Linked DNA regions of Homo sapiens: region 1 is linked to region 2. Evidence: read pairs that join two places in POLR2A ChIA-PET (ENCODE). Cell type or tissue: HCT116. All regions are shown on one strand. Links, peaks and the distances in the headings refer to the core of each region. The heading gives the core; the rest is flanking DNA. Region 1 has its middle 44 kb from the start of PRKCD. Region 2 overlaps LOC107986087 (a long non-coding RNA gene).

Region 1 (4,389 bases), core at 105-4,104, 68 kb after region 2:
AGGGTCTTACTCTGTCACCCAGGCTGGAGTGCAGTGGCGCAACCATAACTCACTGCAGCCTCAACTCCCTGGGCTCAACTAATCCTCCTGGCTCGGTTTCTTGAGTAGCTAGAACTACAGGCATATGCCTCCGTGCTTGGCTAATTTTTTAATTTTTTGTAGAAATAGGGTTTTCCTATATTGTTCAGTCTGGTGTTGAATTCCTGGCCTCAAGTGATCCTCCTGCCTTAGCTTCCCACAGTGCTAGGATAACAGGGATGAGCCACTGCACCTGGCCTCAAGATTTTCTCTTTATCATGGCAATTTAATTTGGATATACTCTGATATAGTTTCCCTTGTGTTTATTGTGCTTGGGACTAATTGAGCTTCTTGAATCTGTGGATTTACAGTTTTAATCAAATTAGGAAAATTGTCTGCCATTATTTCTTCAAGTTTTCTGTACCATCCCTTCCTCCTTCAGTGATTCCAATTCCAAATATATTTGATTGCTCGAAATTGTACCACCACTCACTGGTGGCTCCGTTCATTTTTAAAAATTCTTTTTTCCTGCCGGGCACGGTGGCTCACGCCTATAATCCCAGCACTTTGGGAGGCCGAGGCAGATAGATCACAAAGTCAGGAGTTTGAGACCAGCCTGGCCAATATAGTGAAACCCTGTCTCTACTAAAAAAAAAAAAAAAAAAAAAAATACAAAAATTAGCCGGGCACACCCCTGTAATCCCAGCTACATGGGAGGCTGAGGCAGGAGAATTGCTTCAACCCAGGAGGTGGAGGTTGCAGTGAGCTGAGATCGCGGCGCTGCACCCCAGCCTGGGTGACACAGCGAGACTCCACTCTGTCAAAAAAAATATATATATTCTTTTTTCCTAGATTTCATTTTGGATAGTATTTATTACTATGTACTCAAGTTGACTCATCTTTTCATCTATAATGTCTAATCTGCTATAGATCCCATCCAGCATATTTTTTATCTCAGATATCACAGATTTTATCTCTACAAGTGTGATCTGGGTCTTTTTTATATCCTCCATGTCTCAACTTTTTGACATATGGAATATAGTTATAATTGTTTTAATGCCTTTGTCTGTTAATTCTATTATTGGTGTTGTTTCTAGGTCAGTTTTAATTTATTGCTATTTCTTTTTTTTTTTTTTTTTTTTTTTGAGACAGAGTCTTGCTCTGTCGCCCGGGCTGGGGTGCACTGGTGCGATCTCGGCTCACTGCAAGCTCCACCTCCCGGGTTCACACCATTCTCCTGCCTCAGCCTCCTGAGTAGCTGGGACTACAAGCGCCCGCCACCACGCCCAGCTAATTTTTTATATTTTTAGTAGAGATGGGGTTTCACTGTGTTAGCCAGGATGGTCTCGATCTCCTGACCTTGTGATCTGCCCGCCTCGGCCTTCCAAAGTGCTGGGATTACAGGTGTGAGCCACCATGCCCAGCCTATTTCTCCTATTTCTTTTAATGCCTGGAAATTTTTTTTTTTTTTTTTTTTTGAGATGGAGTCTCATTCTGTCACCCAGGCTGGAGTGCAGTGGTGTGATCTCAGCCTATTGCAACCTCCGCCTCCCTGGTTCAAGCAAATTCTCCTGCCTCAGCCTCCTGAGTAGCCGGGACTACAGGCATGTGTCACCAGGCCTGGCTAATTTTTGTATTTTTAATAGAGGTGGGGTTTCACCATGTCGGCCAGGTTGGTCTTGAATGTCTGACCCCAAGTGATCTGCCCGCCTTGTCCCTCCGAAGTGCTGGGATTATAGGCATGAGCCACTGTGCCTGGCCAGTGCCTGGCCAATACCTGGCAATTTTTGATTGGGTGCCAGACATTGTGAATTTTGCCTTATTGGGTGCTGGATATTTTTTGTGTTCTCATAAATATTCTTAGGCTTAGTTCTACAATGATTTCTTGGAAATAGTTTAATACTTTTGGGTCTTGCTTCTAAGCTTTGTTAGGCAAGACCAGAACAGTGTTTAGTCTAGGGTTAATTTTACATTTTTTTCATGTTTGAGATAGGGTCTTGCTCTGTTGCCCAGGCTAGAGTAGAGTAGCAATCAGAGCTCACTGCAGCCTTGGGCTCCTGGAATCAAGTGATCCTCCTGCCTCAGCCTCCTGAGTAGCTGGGACTACAGGTATGCACTACCACACCCAGCTAATTTTTGTATTTTGTGTAGAGACAGTGTCTTGCTATGTTGCCTAGGCTGCGGGTTAATTTTTATCTGGTACTGAGGCAAAACCTCTCTGGGTGCTCTGAACAGTGATACCTTAAATTTATACAGTTTCCAGTCTGGCATTGTTCCTAACCCTGTGTGAGTTCTGAGGATTGTTCACTTTAATTCATTTAGAGGGCTTTCTCCCCAGCCTTGGGTGGTTTCCTCAGATGCATGCAATAATCAGTACTCAGCGAAGACTTGAGGAGGCGTCTCTGCAGGTTCCAGGCTTCTTTCTCTCCTTCTTTCTCTCTCTCTCGCTCTCTTGTCCCCAGTAGGATGCACTGTGAATTCTAGCCACCTTGGCTTGCCTGGACTGCCAGCTTCATCTACTCAACTTGGGAGTCCACTGGCCTCCACCTGGATCCCCCCTCCCTGTCCCACAGCCTGGAGACCCTCTGCAGTCAGTAGAGCTGGGGCAGTCAGGGCTCAGCTCCCTCGTTTCCCATCTCTCAGATCACTGTCCTTTGTTCCTGATGTCCAGCATCTTCAGAACTGCTGTCTCATCCATTTTGTCTGGAGTTTTAGTTTTTCAGGCAGGAGGGAAAATACAGTCCCCTTTTTACTCCATCTTGACTGAAAGCAAAATTCCACACCATTTATTTGGATAAATAAATTGTGGTAAATTTATGTGATGGAATGCCATTCAATCGTTAAAAGAAATGCACTTGACCAGTCCACAAAAGACCACGTATTACATGATTCCATTTACTTGTTGTTTTGAGATGCAGTCTTGCTCTGTTGCACAGGCTGGAATGCAGTGGTGCAATCTTGGCTCACTGCAACCTCTGCCTACCAGGCTCAAGCGATTCTCCTGCCTCAGCCTCCCAGGTAGCTGGGACTACAGGTGCCTGCCCACCACCGTGCCCAGCTATTTTTTCTTTTTCTTTTCTTTTTTATTTTTTTGAGATGGAGTGTTGCTCTGTGGCCCAGGCTGGAGTGCAGTGGTGCAGTCTTGGCTCACTGCAACCTCCACCTCCTGGGTTCAAGCAATTCTCCTGCCTCAGCCTCCTGATTAGCTGGGACTACAGGTACATGCCACCACACCCAACTAATTTTTGTATTTTTAGTAGAGACAGATTTTCACCACATTGACCAGCCTGGTCTCGAATTTCTGACCTCAGGTGATCCACCTGCCTTGGCCTCCCAAACTGCTGGGATTACAGGAGTGAGCCACCTCACCCAGCCTAGGGGCTGCAATTTTATCTCTACTTGTTTCTTCATCTGGAACAGAATCACTATACTTTTTTAAATGTCTGAATGTTTTCTGATATTTTTTTTCTCTTCTGAGACAGATTCCAGGCTGGAGTGCAGTGGCACGAGCTCAGCTCACTGCAACCTCCGCCTCCCGGGTTCAAGCAATTCTCTTGCCTCAGCCTCCTGAGTAGCTAGGACTACAGGCGTGCGCCACCACACCCGGCTAATTTTTGTATTTTTAGTAGAGATGAGGTTTCACCATGTTGGCCAAGCTGGTCTCAAACTCCTGACCTCGTGATCTGCCCGCCTCGGCCTCCCAAAGTGCTGGCATTACAGGCATGAGCCACCGCACCCAGCCTTTTTTTTTTTTTTTTTTTTTTTGAGAGGGTCTCACTCTGTCACCCAGGCTAGAGTGCAGTGGCGCAATCACAGCTCATTACAACCTTGACCTCCCAGGCTCGAGCGATCCTCCCGCCTCAGCTTCCCAAGCAGCTGGGACCACAGGTGGACCACCATGCCTGGCTAATTTTTTAAGAGATAGAGTCTCACTATGTTGCCTAGGCTGATCTCGAACTCCTGGGCTCAAGTGATTCTCCCACCTGGAAATCATATCACAACTCACAAAGTGCTAGGATTAGAGGAGTGAGCCACCATGTTTTCCTAATAAGACAACTTGTTAGATAAATCACTCATTTTCCCTCATGCCAGGTGCCCTTCCGTACCCTGCAGGTGCAGCACCCCGCTGAGGCCAAAAGCCCAGTGCTTTGGTTTGACTTCCCATCGCCAATGCAGAAAACCACTAGAGAGTTTAACAAACAACTTTTCCTCTTCTCTTGAAGTTTGTCTTTGGCTTCCACTGAAAAAACAACTTTCCTGCCACCCCTGCCTGTACTCCATCTCCTCCAACCTTCTAAAAGCCCCCGGAAAAGGCTGTGGAGCTGGTTGGGGAGCCATCAGTAGTACCCCTGTGGGCACAGCTGCCCCCGT
Region 2 (4,389 bases), core at 128-4,127:
CCTGGGCAATATTGCAACATCCCCACCCCTTATACAAAATAAATTTAAAAATCAGCCAGGTGTGGGTGGTATGTGCCTGTGGTCTCACCTACTCTAGACACTGAGGTGGGAGGATCACTTGAGCCTAGGAGCTGCAGTGAGCTACGATTGTGCCACTGCACTCCAGCCTGGGCAACAGAGCAAGACTCTATCTCTAAAAAATAAACTAAGATAAAGTAAACGACTTTTAAAGTAAGCGACTTTTAAAGTAAACAACAATTAAACGACTGCTAGTAAGAGATTTCTTATAACCAGCAGAGATGGAATGGCTGGGGGAGAGGTGATGCAAAGTCAATGTGACAGTCACATCATGTTCAACCAACATTTATTTCAGATGAGTCTGAATAAATTTGAAGTGCAATTCCACAAGAAATCATAAGCTGACATTTGTCATGTTTGTCCCCTCCAAATCTGATGTTGAAATGTGATCTTGATGTTGGAGGTGGGTCCTGGTGGGAGGTGTTTGGACCCCAGGAGTGGATCCCACATGAATGGCTTCCTGCCTTTCTCGTGGCAGTGAGTGAGTCCTTACTGTTAGTTCTCAGGAGAATTGATAGGTTTTTTGGTTTGGTTTTTTTTGTTTTGTTTTTTGGGGTTTTTTGCTTTTTGTTTTTGTTTTTGTTTTTGTTTTGTTTTGTTTTGTTTGAGACAGAGCCTCACTCTGTTGCCCAGGCTGGAGTGCAGTGGCGCGATCTCGGTTCACTGCAACCATACCTCCCAGGTTCAAGCAATTCTCCTGCCTCAGCCTCTCAAGTAGCTGGAATTACAGGTGCACACCACCATGCCAGGCTGATTTTTGTATTTTTAGTAGAGACGGATTTACATCATGTTGGCCACACCGGTTTCAAACTTCTGACCTCAAGCAATCCATCCACCTTGGCCTCCCAAAGTGCTGGGATTACAGGTGTGAGCCACTGTACCGGGCCGAGAATTGGTTGTTAAAAGGAGCCTGGCACCTCCTCTCCTCTCTCTTGCCTCCCCCTTACCCTGCGATCTGCACGGACCACCAGCTCCCCTTCCCCTTCTGCCATGAGTGGAAGCTTCCTGAGGTCCTTGCCGGAAGCAGATGCTGGCTCCATGCTTCTGGCACAGTCTGCAGAACTGTGAGTCCAACAAGCCCCTCTTGTTTATTAATTCCCCAGCCTCAGGTGTTCCTTTATAGCAACACAGACTAAGTCAGTACATTCTCATTGATGCCTCCCCCGAGAGGCAGAGCTTATTCCGAGTGTAGCCTCCCAGAAGGGCCACAGTGCACACCTGTGCACACGTGCACACACACACAACACCAACTTCCTGTCACCCCAGGAAGGGACAGGAGCATTGGTTGTGGCAGGACGGATGTCAGTCCTTTAGTCTGAAGGGGCCCCAGATGGCCCCAGGCCCAGAATGTGGAGCCGGGAAGGTCGCCATGATCCACAGGGCAGCTGTTTTCCTACCAGGTCCCAGTCACCCCAGAACGGTGGTTCTGGCCTTGCCTGAGTCCCAGGGAAGCTCTAGGAGGCACCCTCTGCAGGCCGCTTCCCATCTTCTGTGGTGTCTCTGAGTCGGCAGTGGAGCTCTGGCTTCTGAAGCAGGTGCAAAGTCTGGGCCCCTACACAGTTTTGCTACACAAGCCCCATTTTGCTGTGTCTCTGACGTGTCCCTGCCCCTCAGAGTCTGCCCCTTCCAGGCCAGGTGTCCTTCCCTGAATAGAGCTTTCTAGCATGCTCTCCCCATCTCGCTGGCACTGAGAGGCTTCCCTAACTTCTGTCTGACGCCCTCCAGCCCGGCCCTCAGATGGGAAGGGGACCCTGGCCATGGTGTGCGGACCATCGCTCCCATTTAATGTGGGTCCTGCACAAGAGGCCTCAGCTCCACTGGACACCTCCACTCTTTTTAAAAAATATTTTATAAATCCTTCTTTGCTATCTTAACCTGGAATTCATAGATAATATAACTTATGGCTATACACACAATTTCTTCTTTTGTAAAACAGATCTTTTGTAAGAAGGAGCTTCTATTTTTTTCCTTTCATTTTTTTTTTCTTTACAAAAAACAAAACAGTCAGCCATGGTGGCTCATGCCTACAATCCCAGTACTTCAGGAGGCCGAGAGGGGAGGATCACTTGAGCCCACTGCACTCCAGCCTGGGCAACAGAGCAAAGTAAAAATAAAAAGGCTTGGCCAGGCAGGGTGGCTCACGCCTGTAATCCCAGCACTTTGGGAGGCCAAGGCCGGTGGATCACCTGAGGTCAGGAGTTTGAGACCAGCCTGGCCAACATGGTGAAACCCCATCTCGACTAAAAATACAAAAATTAGCTGGGCTTAGTGGTGGGCGCCTGTAATCCCAGCTACTAGGGAGGCTGAGGAAAAAGAATTGCTTGAACCCAGGAGGCAGAGGTTGCAGTGAGCCAAGATCATACTACTGCATTCCAGCCTGGGTGACAGAACAAGACTCTGTCTCAAAAAAAAAAAAAAAAAAAAAAGAATTTTTGAAATGATTTTTTGTACACACAATTTTAAAATAATATTCTCTAATTGTAATATAAAGGAGAAACGTTAATAATGAAATGTTTCATATTAAATATGTATGGGGCACACCTGTAGTCCCAGCTACTCAGGAGGCTGAGGCAGGAGGATTGCTTGAGCCCAAAAGTTCAAGTCTAGCATGGGCAGCATAGAAAGACTCTGTTTTAATATGGAAATGCTTGGGCACAGGTACACAGGTACACAAATTCCCAAAATACCCCATAGAGGACCTCCGGTCTTCCCTCTGAAACCTCTCCATACATCGCTGAAAAGCATGCTACTCTCCCACATAACATCTGTGGAGGAGCCAGCCACAGTGGCTCACGCCTGTAATCCCAGCACTTTGGGAGGCAGAGGTGGGTGAATCACTTGAGCTCAGGAGTTTAAGACCAGCCTGGGCAACATGGCAAAACCCATCTCTACCAAACATACACACACACACACACACACACACACACACACACACACACACAAAGCCAGATGTGGTGGCATGCACGTATAGTCCCAGCTACTCGGGAGGCTGAGGTGGGAGGATCACTTAAGCCCAGGAGGTCAAGGCTGCAGTGATCTGTGTTCACACCACTGCACTCCAGCTTGGGTCTCGAAAAAAAAAAAGAGTCGGCCAGGCGCGGTGGCTCACGCCGGTAATCCCAGCACTTTGGGAGGCTGAGGCAGGCGGATCACTTGAGGTCATGAGTTTGAGACCAGCCTGGCCCACATGGTGAAAGCTTGTCTCTACAAAAATAAAATTAAATTAACATAAAAAGAATACATATTGAAATGAATGTATTTCCTCAATCCCCTCTTCACCCATGCCAGCTAGACACAGACACAGTTTTGTTGCAGAAAATTCTGTTATTTCAAAACTGGCTGTCACCCCCTCCTTGGCGCCTTCCCAGATCAACAACCTCAGCAGGCAATTGTTTGTACAAATCACTGGACAGTGCGGTATAAACACGTGCTGCTGGGGCATCCAGCACCTGTGCCCAACACATAGACCCTGGTAAATGAAGTGTTGAGTGAAATCAGAGGACCAGTGATGGCAAAACCACTTCCCTGCCCTGACCAGATAGCCAGCAGCAGCACTTTTCTTTTTGCACAGTAGCATGGAACAAACGCTTTTTTTTTTTTTGGTGATGGAGTCTTGCTCTGTTGCCCAGGCTGGAGTGCAGTGGCGCCATCTTGGCTCACTGCAACCTCCACCTCCCAGGTTCAAGCGATTCTCCTGTCTCAGCCTCCCAAGTAACTGGAACTACAGGCACCCACTACCACGCCCAGCTAATTTTTGTATTTTTAGTAGAGACGGGGTTTCACCATATTGGCCAGACTGGTCTCGAACTCCTGACCTTGTGATCCGCACACCTCGGCCTCCCAAAGTGCTGGAATTACAGGCGTGAGCCACCGCACCTGGCCTAACAAATGCTTTTCTGATGCCTTGTCCAAGTCACTAGAACAGGATGGCTGACTGGGTGCCCTTGCTAATTCTGGAGGCAAGGATGGGAAGAGAGAGAGTAAAAGTCATGTGTCTGGGGGCCAAAGAACCCTGGTTTGGGAAGTGAGATATCTCCTCACTCACTTTCTCAGGTGACCTTACAAGGGAAGTGCTCCTGATGGTTTCAGGTTTTCCAGGAGGAGCTGTGGCTCACAGTGGTTAAGCAACCCCTCTGTGAGCCACTCTCTGGAGCTTTTTAGTCCTACTCTAAGAAGCCAGTTTCACTCTCAGCTGTTCAACAACCAGCCCAGGAGAAAATCCACTTAACCTCCCCACGACACAAAACAAAAGCTTTAATATTTAATACCCACTGGAACAAAATAGCTCCTTCCACCACCCCAGCCTTGCTC

Evidence for each region. Peaks named below come from ENCODE experiments on the same cell type or tissue, not always from the same donor. Only the 100,000 strongest peaks of a DNase experiment are listed, where the experiment ranks them.
Region 1: POLR2A ChIA-PET joins it to region 2 with 5 read pairs; 4 of 35 experiments call an interaction of 5 or more read pairs at or near these places.

What each region holds. Positions count from the first base shown.
Region 1 is chr3:53,202,921-53,207,309 of GRCh38, reverse strand. No RefSeq gene overlaps it. Among named protein-coding and RNA genes, the nearest start is that of PRKCD, 44 kb to the right of the region's middle. RefSeq lists an enhancer at 4,110-4,389. In HCT116, for the core only: no CTCF peak of the experiment used is centred there; no DNase peak of the experiment used is centred there.
Region 2 is chr3:53,270,532-53,274,920 of GRCh38, reverse strand. All of the region lies in intron 1 of LOC107986087 (a long non-coding RNA gene), which reads right to left. Among named protein-coding and RNA genes, the nearest start is that of TKT, 17 kb to the right of the region's middle. RefSeq lists enhancers at 970-1,522, 2,618-3,503, 4,121-4,389 and a cis regulatory region at 4,167-4,389. In HCT116, for the core only: no CTCF peak of the experiment used is centred there; no DNase peak of the experiment used is centred there; H3K4me3 peaks cover 43 bases; H3K27ac peaks cover 1,296 bases.